Regions from separate parts of the Mus musculus genome. Here all the other regions are linked to region 1. A link is a loop called in an ENCODE intact Hi-C map of the cell type or tissue named here. Cell type or tissue: left cerebral cortex. All regions are shown on one strand.

Region 1 (5,000 bases):
GATCATAAGCCCAGTCTTTTATCTTGCATACCAATCCAGTCATTGACTCCAGGTTCCCTTTTGATCATCCTGTGACTCAGGGTCCTGTGACTCCAGCCACTTAATTCTTAGCAAACACACATTTTCTTTTAACATTGCGAAAGAAATCAGAGATCTGCCTGCCTCTGTTCAGCACATACTGAAAAGCTAGCTGGGTGAGATGCTGTCTTGAAGTTACCCATTTCTAGCACACTTGGACCTAAATTTGTTCTGTCTCAGGCTGATCCTGGACTCAGGAATCTGCCTACATTTGTATCTGCCTGTCTTAGTATCTTTCTGACAAGCTGGCTCATGCTGTAGCTGCCTCTGTCCCTTTAGATCTGCAAAGCCCCTTATACAATTCATATTGCATTGTTATATTTTTGCATAGTTGAGAAATTACATATTTTCTAATCCATGTTTTTAAGAGTCTTTTCCCACAGCCTGAAGGGTCCAGTTTTTATCATTTTGCTAAGACATTAGCTATACCTTTGCCTCCTTGACTCTCGATGTCTCTGGTTATCATGGAGTCATTAATGTTAACAGGAAGGACATTACTTAAAGGAGGAACATAAAATTTGTACATTATTATACATTCAAGCCCCAGGCTCACAGCAGCCACCGACACTGGTGCCTGGTGGCCCTGTCCTAGGGGCAGGAACCTTGTCATTCTGCCCCCACCAAGGCCATGCTGGACCGGCAGTTGTATACACACCACATGTGAGCCTGGTTCTTTCAGAGGTCAGAAGAGGACACTGGATCACAGATGGTTGTGAGCCACCACGTGGGTACTGGGAACAGAACTCGGGTCTTCTGCAAAAACCAAGTGTTCCTCTCTCAGTGCTCTAGTGATTGGCATTTTAAAACTTCTCCTTTTTTTCTTCTTCTTCAAAATATAACATTTCAATATTTAAATTAGTTTTATAATTCTACTTTCTTGATATTTTTGTTTTTCCTACACAGCCTTAAATCATTGTGCAAATATACTTCTCTTTAAAACATTGTTTTCTACATTTGCCATGCTCCTGAGTATACTATTGTTTCTGAGTTGTCCTGGCAAAATTGGTTCTGTGAGGTGTCGGGGTTCAGAATTCTGAAGGGCTACAGGAGTTCTAATCTAAGCTGTTCAGAATCTGATCTCATGTCTGGGAGGTTCATGGGCAGGTAGGTCCTCAAAACTCCAAGGCTCAGTGTGGGTGTGGAAGCAGAAAATGACTTCGGGCTGTAGGAGGAAACAGAAACTAAATTGGGAAAGGATGGGTGGGTAATGCTGTTCAAATAAGTAAAAGCATTTCAAATGTTATGAAGGCCTCTTCAGTCTAACCAGAGCAAACAAGCAAAAGGTAAAAACATCCATCGAAGACACAGGTGCCACAGTCAAGGCAAGACAGTACTCGGTGTTAAAAAGCAGTCTAAGGAAACGTGAGCTTGGTGAGGAATCACTTAAGACATTGGAAGATGACAAGCATGGCTGCAGGCCTGTAATCCCAGGGCTTGGGAGGCTTAGATGGAAAGGTCAGGCATTTTAGATCATCCTGGTTTTAATTGAAATAGCATTACATCACTTTTGTCTTTCCTTTGGTCTCTTCCCTCCATCTCTTCCCAGCCATACCCTCTTTTAAAACTCCTCCCGTGTTCTCCCCATTCTCAAGTTATTAACCTCTTTTTTAGTTACACATGCCTGTGTATGCATATCTATCTGTCTGCCCATCCATCCATCCATCCATCCATCCATCCATCCATCCATCTATGGAGATGCAATCCGGTTTTTTGTTGTTTGTATATGGTTTCAGGGCTGACGACTCTGCACTGGACTACAATAAGGGAACTCATCCCTTGGACAGGTTAACTTTCCTAAAGGTCTTCCTGTCTTCTAAAAGACTCCTAAGGTTCTTTCAGATAGATTAAATGGTTTTCAGGAGAGACTAAAATGGTCAGAGTAGGGACTGTTTGAAAACTTCAGCCAAGAAAGACGAGTTGGATCTGAGGGAAGCCACTTTGGGGTTTTAGGTTCAACCTGTCCTTGCAGGTTTCATGGGGACCAGAGCAGGTGGCCTGGCCGCGCCAGCCTTGAGTTCTGTGCATTCTGCGGCTGGCCACTAGGCGTCGCACTGGAGTCGCGGTTGCCCTGGAGACCGCTCGGCGAGTGGGCAGGCGGTGCCGAGCCCCCGGCTGGGGAAGAGCTGGCGGGAGCTGGGGGGAGTGGCTGCGGCGGCTGGTGGTGGCCGCGGCGGCCGGCGAGCCCGGGACGCCCGAGCCTGCCCCGAGCCTCGGCGGAGCGGAGTGGCCTCGGCGCTCCCGTGTCCCGCTTGGTCCCACGCTGCACCCCGCCGCCCAGGAGCCCGGCGGACGGCGGCTCCCCCGGCGGCTCCGGCATGACTCGGCGGCGCTCCGCTCCGGCGTCCTGGCTGCTCGTGTCGCTGCTCGGTGAGTAACTCAGCTTGTCCTGCCGCCTCGGGGGACCGAGCCCGCTGGTGCCCGCAGGGCCTGGGAACCGGCTGCCCCGGGGCGGTAGCGGAGGCCCGCGTCTGCCAGGTGTCCCCAAGCGCTGTAACCCCAGCGCCGCTCCCCGCCGCCACTTCCCGGAACGAACTCCCGCTGCCAGTCCACTTAGAAATAGTGTTAGAGTCGCCTGCCCTTACTAGAGGGCTCCAGGAAAACTTTGTAGCTTTACCACAGCCTTGAAGGAGTTTGCGATATTAAAAGAATTAAATTGATTAAAAGTTTTTTTTTTCAGATTTAAAGTTGTAACTTCATTATAACCTTTAAAACATATGCAGGGGTAAACATTTCACTTTATTAAAAAAACAAACAACAACAACAACAAAAACCCAAACGCTCGATTACATCCGAAAGCAAAGTTTATTTACACTTCGTTTTGTAACCAGAAGGGTCTAAGTTGCCTTATAAAAATACATAGAATGTAGCAATATGAGCAAGCGCTTGAAAACAGTTGGTTATTCAAATTTGATTTCTTAAGTTTTTCTTAACGTTTTGTTTTCCCCCCAGTAATCATCATAGGCAGGCTCTGAATGTCCTTTTCTACAATCCTGCCTTTGTGTGTGCATTGTTCTGTGGAATCAAGTTTTCTGACTCAGTAATTGGTTGCTGAGGTTTGCTGAAATTTGTCCAGAAGGCTTCTCTTTAAGAAGCTAGTGCAGTGATGGAGTGTGCTGTGGTTAATTCTATTTCTCTCTAGACATCTTTGTAGGTCTCCAGTCATTTTTATGGCCTTACTTGAATAAACGATGTTTTAATCTTGATGTAACCCAGTTTTAGGTCGTTCACCTGGTATAGGAGAAAGCATAGCAAACTGGCCTGTTACCGTCCATGACGATACCAGGGACCGTGTTCTGACGTCTTGAAGTTCAGTAGGCATATTTTTTAGTGACACTATACACGTAGTGAGGTCACATACCAAAGTGTGCATTTATGCGCTTGAGCTTCCAAACTGAGTTTGTCATTCACTGCTTTCAGCAGGCCTGTGTCTTCCTGTCCTTCTGTCAAAGGTGAAATAAGCGAATTCATAGATGTTCCTCATAATCCTTGAACACAGCTGAAATGCTGTAAACGTTGCTGTAATAACAGCTCCAAATGGTTTTGATAGAAAGATCTGTCGTTAAACTAAGTTGGAAAATCTGTCATGAAACTTAGTTGGCCGATAGAGTTTGTGTTTTGAATTTATTAGGCAGTACTTTTAAAAAGGTGATTTTGTTTCTAGGATCACTCATAGGCAGACACCTGATTTATGCCTTTGCTTTGGGTTGGAAGGATTTCTACTCAATACTAGACTGATTCTGAGGACTTCCAAGGTTGTTCCCGTCTTTGAGATGGTCTGTTCTGTAGAGCCACTTTTAACTCTCAAAAAACGTGTTCCTCTGTTCGGCAGATATTTCCTTTGCTACCACTGGGTGCACTTGGGCATCAGGTGGGTGGGTGGGGCAGGGAGACAGTGGGAGGATATGTCTGTAGCCCTAATGGGATCTTCTTAAGATCTTAAATATCAGCATGCCCAAACACTTGATGGTACAACAAATAAATGTTGAGTCGCATTTGCCAGCGGCATCAAGGAATATTTATTTCACGGCAAAGTGAGCTTTCGATCTGGACTTGGCCTAGAATTTAGATTATCTAAATGGAGGATGGTTGGGCCTTCATAGCTCAAGAAACATTGGAGCTGAAGTATATTTGAACGGAGAGTGTGTGTGGGCGGGTTCTAATGAGAGGGCAGATCTCTAACTGGAGGGGCAGAGAAAAGGCGGAGGGGAGGGGTGGGGGGAGGGAGGGCAAGCTGAGTTAGGGCTTTGTCTTGAGAAAGGCCACAGAGCTGTTTCCCCACAGGCCCAGGGGAGGCTGTGCTGAGAGAGAGTGGGGTGGTTCTATTTTGCAGTGCCCAGGAGAAAGTTGTGTCCTCCTTGAATTCTTGACCCAGACAGCGGCAGCGTCGCTTTGACTGGGTTGCGGTGTGTCTTTAGAACTTCTGTGACATCGATTCTGTTCCAAAGTGGGAAAAGTTGGATTCTGTTTGAGTGACCAACAGCGGTAATGGGGGAACAATGCACCAGAAATATAAACATCTCTTCAGTAAAAGAAAGACAAGCATATTGCTGTTATTTTTTGTTCAGTTTCTGTGAAATAAGTTTGTAGGGAATTTGTATAGAAAAGTTTACTACTGTGCAATTCCACCAATGGCTTAGACGAGTTTAAATGAGTCAGGTAAGGCCACATTTGCCTTTAATCCCAGCACCCAAGAGGCAGAGGCAGGTGAATCTCAGTGAGTTGAAGGCTAACCTCAGCTACAGAGTGAGTGCCAGGCCAGCCAGGGATACATAATAAGGCTCTCTCAACAAATAAACAGAAGAGTATCTGAAATACTTCTTTTATTGGCCGTTCTTTGAAAGAGCAGGTAATTTCACAGAATTTGAGGAAGTGTGTTAAAAAAAAAAAAGGCCGTATCCAAAAGAAAAAGTCACGAAATATTT
Region 2 (5,000 bases), 53 kb after region 1:
CCTCTTTTATGGTATTAGGAGACAGGTGAAGGGGGTCCTAGGCATGTGATGGTAACAGCTTGGGGTCCTGCCTTTGTTAATTTATCTGAAAGAAGAGACACAATGATATTAAAACAGTTAGGAAAGATAGTTTCAAGATTTAAGCCAGTTGCCATTAACTCAAAAAGAAAAAGTTAGGAAAGAAACTTATGTTGAGTCTGGATTTCTCTACAAAGCCAGTGCTGGCTGGCCTTGAACTCCTGACCCTCCTGCTTCAGCCTCCCAAGTGTTAACATTTTGGGTGTGCATTATCATGCCCAACTAACAAACTATTTTGTTTTTAAGATTTATTTATTTTATGTATATGAGTGTTCTATCTGTATGCGCACCTGTGTGCCAGAAGAGGGCATCGGATCTCATTACAGATGGTTGAGCCACCATGTGGTCGTTGCTGGGAATTGAACTCAGGACCTCTAGAAGAGCAGCCAGCATTCTTAACCTCTGAGCCATCTCTCCAGCCCCACAAAATCATTCTTAAAAACTTATTTTTTCTTTTTACTTTATATTTTTATTTTATTTTTATGTATTTTATTTTATGGGTGTTTTACACTCTTAGTCAAAAGGCCAAGAATCGATTTTATGCGTGTTTTGCCTGCATGTTTGCCTTTGTGCTGTGTATACCAAGTACCAGTGGAGGCCAGAACTGCAGTTAAGGATAGTTGTGAGCCACCATGGGTGCTGGGAACTGAACCCAGTCCCCCTAGAAGAGCAACAAGTACTTTTAATGGCTGAGCCATCTCTCCAGCCCCTGACAAGCTCATTTGTAAGGAAAAAAAAAAATACTGAATTCCTTTGGGAGATTGAAGCCATGGTTACTAGAATGGTGAATTGAGATTTGACACTCTAGTTTTGTGAGTGTATAAGGCAGGGATTAGCAGTGTTTGAGATATTTTTTGTTGTTGCACTCAAGTTCCTTCCAGAATTCCATATTTCATAGGTAGGACCCATTTCTGAAACGCTAGGACAGGCTTGTGGAAATCTATGCTTTGTAGTATAAACTGAAAACTTGCTGCGGACATTTAGCTTCTGTTTCCTATTGTTAAACAGAGCTGTTTTCATTTGTAACGTAACCTACATAGACAAGTGAATTCACTTTTAAGAAGAGATACTATTGAAGGAAGTAGAAAGGCTGGGTAATATTTAGAGTTATATTTGGTGTTGTGAACAAATGATTTAATTTTGATCTTCCAAGGCAGGGGTTCTTCAATAAGAGGCGATGGGGGAGAATTTCTTTTCTGTGGGACTTAATCTGTAGCCATCTGCTGCTGGATCTCATTATGTTCTTCACGTAATTAGAGTAATTAGGATGAGGCTTGTGCCGTACATTAGTCTTGGGAAGGGGGCTGAACTATTTCAAGGCTTGCTTTGAGACACCGGAGATTAATGGCCTAATCCTTGAGGTAAACTGATAGAAACGGAGAAAAGTGTGTAAGCCCAGAAAGGAAAGGTAATTGTGTTCGTTATATAATGCTAATCTTTTTTTATCATGATGGTAACTCTATGTTTTGAAAGCTTAACTCTATGAGAAAAACAGCTGGTGAGGGAAAGAAAGAAGATGGCAATAGCGGTGTACCTACTGTTCATGGTACCAACCTGGTTTCAGATTAGACCCCTCCCTGATTAGGAAAACGAAAAACAGCAAAAAGAGAAATCAAAGGAAATGGCAAAATTATAGGCGTGCAGAGCTTTCTGGGGGAGGCAGCTGCGTGGTTTTCACAGTGAAGAGGGGCAAGATCAGGTCCTGCAAACACTTTGTGTGTAAGCACTGTGGGGTCCTCAGGCTAGATTACAAAATCCTCCAAGGTCTTCTGAGATACGAGGACCCGTCCACATCCTGGGAGGAGGGGCTTACCACGAGGATTGACAGTTCTTCCTTCCCCGGTACTCGCTTTTCTTCATCATGGTCACCAGTATAGAAGTGGTCATCCTCACTGAACAGCCATGCCGTTTGGCTCCAGGCCAGTCTCCCTTGGCCATCAACTGCACTTGTGAAGAATTCCACTCTCCTATATCTGCCATTCACATACTCTCATCGAAGGATTGTTTTGTCCCCGGGGCCAAGCTTTTACTTGACATTAAGATGACCTGGAAGGAGACCAACACACTTTATCTCCTACGGGATGAGACCTCTTTCCAGCTAATCTAGTGACCCCTGTCTTTCAAATGTACCCTGACTGGTCTTGTTTCTCGACATATGCCATTGATCCCGCCTCCCCCACCTTGCCCTTGATTCTCAGCGTTCCATATCTTTTGTGGTCCAGCTTAGCATCACAGTTGCAATTGTACCAATCTCTTATCGTCCCACATGACTTTATTTAAAGTCTTTCAGGGCGCAGCAGAGTTGCTGGCAGTCTATTCAGTGTTAGGGATTGAAGCACAGGTCTACAGAGACAGGAGCCCTGGAGGCCAAGATGGCCTGCCTCTCTTTGAATGTCAAGTTGCTGTGGCACCAGGTTTTTGGGAACTGAGACAAGTCAGTTAAAGAAATGAGTGGGGTCTTTATTTCACCTCCTCTGTTTCATCTTCTGTCAAAGCCGTGGTGTCATCGATTCCAAGGCACCAAATTCCTGACTCAGGCTCTTAACAGAGAAAGCCAGTTTTTTTTTGTTTTTTGTTTTTTGGGGGGGGGGCTTTTTTTTTGCTCATTTTTCGGGAAATTATCCTGAATGTGTTGAATGCCTTTCTCTGCTGGGTGGGTGCCCAGGCCTTATACACAGAACGGTTAATTCTGGGCTGGCCATGCCCAACTCTATTCAGATCAGGACTCATTTATGTGTGCCAGGCCACTGCTGGGGTTGGCATATGTTGGTGGGCAGGAAAGGCCTGGCCCCTCTCTCTCTGCATATGACAAGCTCTGCTCCCTGCCGGGAGGGGCAAGTGGTTGCGGGTAGAGAGATAGATGGCTCAGTGTGAGAGGAGCAGAGAGAACATGGGCTGAGAGATAGGGGACGAGCAACCACAACAGAAATAAAAGATGCGCTAAAAATAGAGGAGACTGAAATCCGTATCACCAGTGGAAAGGGCCGGGTGGAGTGCCTTTCTAATGTCTTTTCCCCTTTCTTCCTCTCTCCTCCTTCCTTTTATTTACAAGTTACAGTGCTTATATACTCAGCTCTTTAGACATAACACTTTTAAAAGAAATTAGTGTGTGTGAGCACACACATCCATGCGCACACTTGTGTAGGTCAGGGGGCAGCTTTATGACGTTGTCTCTTTCCTTCTACCTTTACACGATTTCTAGGAATCAAACGGAAGTCCCCTGGCTTGTGCAGAGCCTTAGTTTAGTTATGATTTCTATTGCTGTGATAAGACACCATGAACTAAAGCAACTTGGGGAAGAAAGGTTTTGTTTCAATCTCCGTCATCCAGGGAAATCAAGTCAGGAACTGAAGCAGAGGCCAGTCACAGCCTCCTTTTTTTAAAAAACAACACTCAGGACCACTAGTCCAGGGGTGGCACCTCCTGAGGTAAGCTGGGTCCTCTCACATCAATCATCAGTCAAGAAAATGTGCCAGCAGTGTCCATAGGCCAGTCCAATAGGACCATTTTTTTTTTTTTTGTCTATTAAGGTTCCTTCTTTCAGAATGACTCTTGTTTCCAATTGACATAAAACTAGCCAGGACACAGAGCAAGAGCCACATTGCTGGCTTTGGATGTGAATCCTTTTTTTTTTTTTAAAGATGTATTTATTTTATGTGTATGGGTAAACCTGTGTATATATCTGTGCATCCTGTGTGCTCAGTACCCATGGGCAGGCCAGAAGAGGGCATCCTTTGGATCTGGAGGTACAGATGGTTGTCAGATGCCATACGTGTGCTGGGAACCAAACCCTGCTTCTCGGAAATAGCAACAAGTGTCCTTAAATTGCTGAGCCATCTCTTCCAGCCTGCCGAAATATTTGTTACTATTGTACACCCTCAAATGTATGAGGTTCCCTGAAGGTCATGGCTTCCAACTCTCGATCAGCGATGGTGTGAACTGCATTGTATGATCCTGCTTTGACAGGTGCCAATTCTTTATCAAAAGTGCCTTTATTTATTCCTTCCACGGGGGTCATTGAGCACTTAACATTTTTTTTTTATGCCAGTGAGGTTCTGGGCTACCTTTCTAAAAGTGTTTTCATTTATACTTGTTTCTCAAGCATAAGGCTGGTGTTGCTATGATGGCAGCCATAACTAAGTATACTGCTCAACAACTAGCTATTGAACAGTGTTCTCTTATATACAAAACAGCGATTCAGTTCTTTCTCTTGTAAAACACACGTAAGGCTGGGAGAGATTGAACAAAGTAGCTACAGTGCCCTAAGAAGCATTTGAGCAGGGGAGAAGCAACCTGAGAGACAGGGCGTCCAAAAGGCTAAATGGAGAGGAAATGTAGTTGAATATTTTCAGTGGATAAATTTAAGCTTTGCATTCTAACAGATAAAAAATTTCATGAGGCCGTGTCCTTCCATGTGTTTTCAGACCATGGGAACATGAAGAACTCATATTTAGATCCTGGTATTTAGGTGCCACCAAAATCATTGGCTGTTTATTTCTGGCCATGTGAGATGCACAGAAATAAACTCCAAATAGCAAAACTCACCCCAGCTTCACTGAGAACAAAGCAGAACACCAGAGTTCTTCTTTTTCTGTTCCATGGTCTTGGGAGTCTCCTGGTATTTATCTCTGTGTGCATTATGAGGCTAGGTGAATTTAATTGAACACCTTGGATAGATCTAAATGATATGACATTAGCCCTAACATAACCATTCACTGACAATCTTGCTAACTTTAAGGGACCTATTTAATGTCCTTTCCCATCGCCAGGTTTTCCTTTGCAGACTGTAAATTTACCTGTTCAACCTTCACTCCTAGACACACACTGCTTCTGCTGAGTCTCCTGCTGCTTGGCTTAATGTGGGAGCATCTGGGCAATCTTAACAGTACTCTACCCTGCCACGAGCAATATTTATTCATGTT
Region 3 (5,000 bases), 82 kb after region 1:
CTTGTGTGTCTCTAGTTCTTTTCCTTCTTTCTTTTTTCTTTTCTTTTCTTTTCTTTTCTTTTCTTTTCTTTTCTTTTCTTTTCTTTTCTTTTCTTCTTTTTCTTTTTCTTTTCCTTTCTTTTTCTTCTTTTTCTTTCTCTCTCTCTCTCTCTCTCTCTCTCTCCTTTTTCTTTTTCTTTTCTTGTTTCATGCCAAAGGAAATAGTCCCCCCACCAACTGGAATCTGCCCTGCCCGCCCCCCCTCCCCCGCCCCTGCCGTTGCCCCCAGGGCTCAGTAACTAGAATGGGAGCCCACAGACATGGTGCCTAGGATCACAGAGCCCCTGGACCCCCGGGGAGGGTTTCCTCTCCTATGCTAGCTTAGCTCAGGTTTCAATGGTTTGTCTTTGCAGTAAAGGGGGTCTCCCAAGGGATGTGTGATTTCTTTTTAAAAAATTCCGTTGGCTGAGCTCACTTTGTGAGCTTCATTACCACCACAGACTTAGGCAGTAGTTGCCTCCCTGCCTAGACCTAAAAGGAATTCATTGTATTCAGAAGTTAAGTGCAAAAACTAAAATTAGAAAAGAGACATTAAAAGGCAAATGTTAGCAGGAAATAGATAAATCTAACCCCCTTGCATATTTATAGTGTAAATGCATTTGACACACACCTTTTTCTATTATTTATTTATTATTACTTTTTTTTTAAATCTTTCCACCCATTTCTTGCCTCTGTGGTTGGTTCTGTGGTAGCTCGGGTGAAGGTTATAAGAAAGGAGGTCATAAAGAGGTTGCGTGTTCTCTGGCACTGAGGCAGCTAGAACACACCGTCCCTGTACCAGCTCCCTGCTCTCTGCCCTCACAGGCTAATTGTGCCCCCTGCCCCGTAGGCCTCCTGCTGAGCGGAGGATGCTTGAAACCTCACACAGAGGAGGCAGTCCTCCTCATTTTACTTCTTTTAAGCCTTATCACTTTTCATCAATTCTGTTGCTACCACAGTGTAGAAGGATACAAGAACGAACTGTCCGTCTGCACCATTTTTATTTTATGTGGGTGTTTTGTTCCTTCTGCTTTTTGCTTGTGTATTTACATTTTATTTGACTTTATTTTTGCAGAGATATGAGGGAGGGAAAGCTCAGAGACGGGACCTGATGTAGAACAGTTGGGATTTGGTTAATCTGCTTAGAAACAGCACTAATCGGTGCATCATCGGATGCCTGGACAACAGTGCCCCCACCTGCTTCTCCCTCACCCTGTTCTTGCCTCTTGGTTTCATGGACGCTTGACAATTTATTTCCGACCCTTTTTTTTTCTTTCTAATACTTTTCTCTTTTACTTTTGTTTGTATTTTATTTTTGAATCTTCCTTCTGAGCTGTCGCGGAAAGTAGTTAGCCTTTTGACCTCTGGTGGTTGGAGGCATAGAAATATATTTACTCATATCCTATAGTATGAGCTTTTCCTTAACACATAATTAAGAGCAGTTTTATAGTCCCTTCATTCGTCATAGAAAAGCATAGCTAAAGGTATGCATCAAAATGCTCCTATGGCCATTGGTTTTTGAGGCATCTTCTGCCACTGGAGCACTTAGAGGGTGTACTGGAGTCAGCCTGTTTTCTGATTGCTTACAGCTGGAAGTTTCTTTATGAGCTCAGAGTCAGTCATTGGTTATTAAATACCTCTTTGTGCCAGGAAAATTTAAGGTATACTTTCCAAAGCGATCCTGTGAGGTAGACATTTTTATCTCTTAAAAATGCTAAATGCCCATTTCCAGGACTTGACAGAGACCTGGGCTAAGGGAAACACCCAAGAATCAATGGAGATGACCTTAGTTAGTAGCTGTGACTCACAGCATTGGGGATATGGAACCTGAAGAGGCCACCTCCTGTAGCCAGGCAGGAACCCCAGTAGAGTGATAGAGACACCAGCCTACCCATAAAACTTCTGTCCCTAAATCTGTCCTGTCTACAAGAAATGCAGGCACAGGGGATGGAGCAGAGACTGAGGGAATGGCCAACCAATAACTGGCCGAACTAGAGACCCATCCTATGGACAAACACAAATCCCTGGCACTCTTAATAATGCTCTGTTAGGCTTGCAGACAGGACTCTAGCAATCCTATCCCCTGAGAGGCTCCCCCAGCAGGTGACTCAGAGAAATACAGACACTCACACCCAAACAGTGGATGGAGCTCCGGGACTCTTATGGAAGAATAGGAGGAAGGATTGCAGCCTCAAAGTGGATAGGAACTGTACAGGAAGACCAACAGAGTCCTGGACCCTTAGGACTCTCAGAGACTGAACCACCAACCAAAGAACATACATGGGCTGGACCTAGGCCTCCCCGCACATATGTAGCAGATGTGCAGCTTGGTCTTCATGTGGATCCTGAACAACTGGAGTGGAAGTTATCCCAAAAGCGGTTTCCTATAAGTAGTCTATGCTCTTCTAGCTGGGCTGCCTTGTCTGGTCTCAGTGGGAGAGGATGTGCCTAGCCCCACAGAGACTTGATGTGCCAGGATGGGAGGATACCCAGGGGCCTCACCCTCTCTGAGGAGAAGGGGAAAGAGGTAGGGGAGGACTGTGGGAGGGGGTGACCAGGAGGGGAGCAGTGAGTGGGGTGTAAAGTGATTAAGTTAAAAAAAATAGGGTACAAATCTAAACAGAACATTTACAGTAAAGGAAATTCAAATGGCTGAGAAAAAAAAAAAAAAAAAGCTAAATGTCTAAGGCTACCAGAGAAGCTTTTCCTTAAACTTGCCACATTGGAGTGCCAGGTCTCCACCATTACTGGGGACTGTATGGCTTAGAGTTAGGAAAGATTCTGCAGTCATATTAGGGACAGAGGCCTGCCTCCATCTCTGGGCCACTGTGTCCCTGTATAAAATGGGACCTAGCCTTGTTACTGAGATTTACGGAAATGTTTGCAGCACTATTTAGTACATACATCTCTGATGGCCTACATAACAGCCATGCTGGGCACTCTCCTGTCCTCTCCTGTCACTGAATACTGGGACCTGGTGTATAGTTTCAATGTAGAATCTAAGTGAAGAAAGCACTATGCTAAGAAACTCTGAATTGGCACGATAATCTCAGGGGTGCGCAGGGTTCCAAGCAGGGCATCCAGCAGCACATCTCGTTTTGGAGGCTAGCAGAATGTTGAAATCCAAAGGATGGGCAGAATTAGAAGGACCATGTGGTGATTCTAAGAAAATAGACCATCCTGAGTTCCAAGGTGGGAGAGACAGGCGCTGCTGAAGAGTAAATTTACTGAAAAGATAGGCAAAGCCAGATGCAGCAGGGGCTGGGAGGCTGTGTGAAGGACGTGGACTCATTATCAGGATTGGATCATATGTCTGTCATACCTCTTTCTCTCTGCATCCCTAGGTTTCTGTGAGTATCTGAAAGATAACAGATTCCCTCTCCCCCCTCCCATCCCAAGTACTATTCTATCATGCTATACATTCCTCCAAAGAACGCCTCAGCTGCTTACAAGTGAAACCAGGACAGACACAAACACATTAAAGAGCTCAAGAAAAAGAATGAAAACCAGTGTTCCATTTGGAAGAGGTGCAGCGAGCTGTGCTTAGAAAGAGCCTGTCTCAGAACAGAGTATCCTTCTGATGGTCTCAGATGGCTCTATTTGCTCATAATAACTCTACTTGTTGGTTTAGCCACTTCTGTCACGTGAATGCCCCATTAAACAAATGAAGCTCGCCTGCTGCAGCCAAGTGGGGATGCTCCAGTGTGTGGTGAGGTTGAGAGAGCACTTGTATTTAACAGTGAAGGCCACTGCTCTGGCCCTTTGCCACCTGGAAACTCTAGATAGCATTTCCCAATAGAAATCTTCACTCTGGTAACCCAGTGAATGTGCCAAAGTCCAAAATAGCAATTATTCTGTCAATAAGGAAACCTAACCTGAGAAGGAAAAGTAGTTTGTTCTCAGCCATGTTTAAAAATCTGTGTTCTTCAAAAGTTCCTAGAAAATGTAGCAGCAAGAATTTTGATGTTTTTCTGCCCCTGAGAAAGGCAGGTCTCTTACCAGCTCACATGTGACTGGAGAATTATGGGATCTGAGAGGATGTCCCAGAATGCCAGAAACATAGACGTTAGGTTCTCTCAGTCTTTGTAACCACCCCTGGCCTGAATCTAAACTGGAGTTTCTGATATTTGAACATACAGAGATTAAAAAGTCTTTCATGTAGTCCTTGGTGCATTAATATTTACTTTAAAATTATATTCATTAGTCCTATCCTGAACAATGATTAGCAAGAACTGACTATCCATCTCTTTTAAGTTGTTTGAACTTTTAATTGGAATCTCCCTCTCTCTCTCTCTCTCTCTCTCTCTCTCTCTCTCTCTCTCTCTCTCTCTCTCTCTGGCTGTGTGGCATGGAATTTAATATTAATTATTGAGGCTCCTTTAGTATGCGCAAGGTACAATGCTGGACTCTGAAGCAGCCCTCTTAACTTCCTATGGAATAACTATTGATGTTTCCCTCTCGGGCTTGAAGTCGGCCCCGTTACATTGATGATGCATGGGGAATCTTGCGATGATGAAACCCATGGCCAAGGATGGCCATCTTTTCCTGGTCCTGTCAAGTCTCATTTTTTATGGGCAAAATAGAGCACAAGTCTCCTTGTGTCAGGGAACTTGGACAATTTCCAGTCCCCTGCCTCTGGACCCTTTTGTCTGGCTCAGTGGCAGCCACTCCTACTTCCTCAGGGGCCCTAGGGCTCACACAGGAAAAGAAGGCGGGTTCACCTTTCTACTCTGCAAAGCCAAGCAGTGAGGAACCTGAGCTGGGCAGGAGCAGGGAGGGAAGAGGGAGGTGGAGAGGAGAGAGAGACAGTTTTTGAAGTTAGCATTTGTTGCTGGCTTATGTCTTCTGCATGGCTGCCCATCATATTTTGAATAATATTTCTGTAAGTTCATGTTAGGAGTAGATGTTGGAGATGACATCTCAAATTTCTCAGCTCCTATAGAGACGTGGGTCTTTCATTCAGACCCCTGTAGGCGTGAGGT

What was found. Peaks named below come from ENCODE experiments on the same cell type or tissue, not always from the same donor. Only the 100,000 strongest peaks of a DNase experiment are listed, where the experiment ranks them.
Region 2: a loop joins it to region 1, with 2.8 times the contacts of the local background. A loop is called at or near these places in 5 of 42 quality-filtered maps.
Region 3: it touches region 1 in a loop (4-fold over the local background); 4 of 42 quality-filtered maps call a loop at or near these places.

What each region holds. Positions count from the first base shown.
Region 1 is chr16:38,900,115-38,905,114 of GRCm38, forward strand. Igsf11 (immunoglobulin superfamily, member 11) reads left to right here and starts at 2,231. Exons shown (of 7, transcript NM_170599.2): 1 at 2,231-2,445. The coding sequence starts at 2,394. In left cerebral cortex, a CTCF peak has its summit at 2,115; DNase peaks (open chromatin) are centred at 220, 745, 1,230, 2,151 and 3 more places; H3K4me3 peaks cover 2,669 bases; H3K27ac peaks cover 2,961 bases.
Region 2 is chr16:38,952,685-38,957,684 of GRCm38, forward strand. The region is part of intron 1 of Igsf11 (immunoglobulin superfamily, member 11); the gene reads left to right. It also overlaps the pseudogene Gm34258. Among named protein-coding and RNA genes, the nearest start is that of Igsf11, 53 kb to the left of the region's middle. In left cerebral cortex, a CTCF peak has its summit at 380 (motif pointing right); a DNase peak (open chromatin) is centred at 2,841; H3K27ac peaks cover 2,324 bases.
Region 3 is chr16:38,981,902-38,986,901 of GRCm38, forward strand. The region is part of intron 1 of Igsf11 (immunoglobulin superfamily, member 11); the gene reads left to right. It also overlaps the pseudogene Gm34258. Among named protein-coding and RNA genes, the nearest start is that of Igsf11, 82 kb to the left of the region's middle. In left cerebral cortex, CTCF peaks have their summits at 1,213 and 2,128; DNase peaks (open chromatin) are centred at 1,058, 2,111, 3,179 and 3,698; H3K27ac peaks cover 1,935 bases.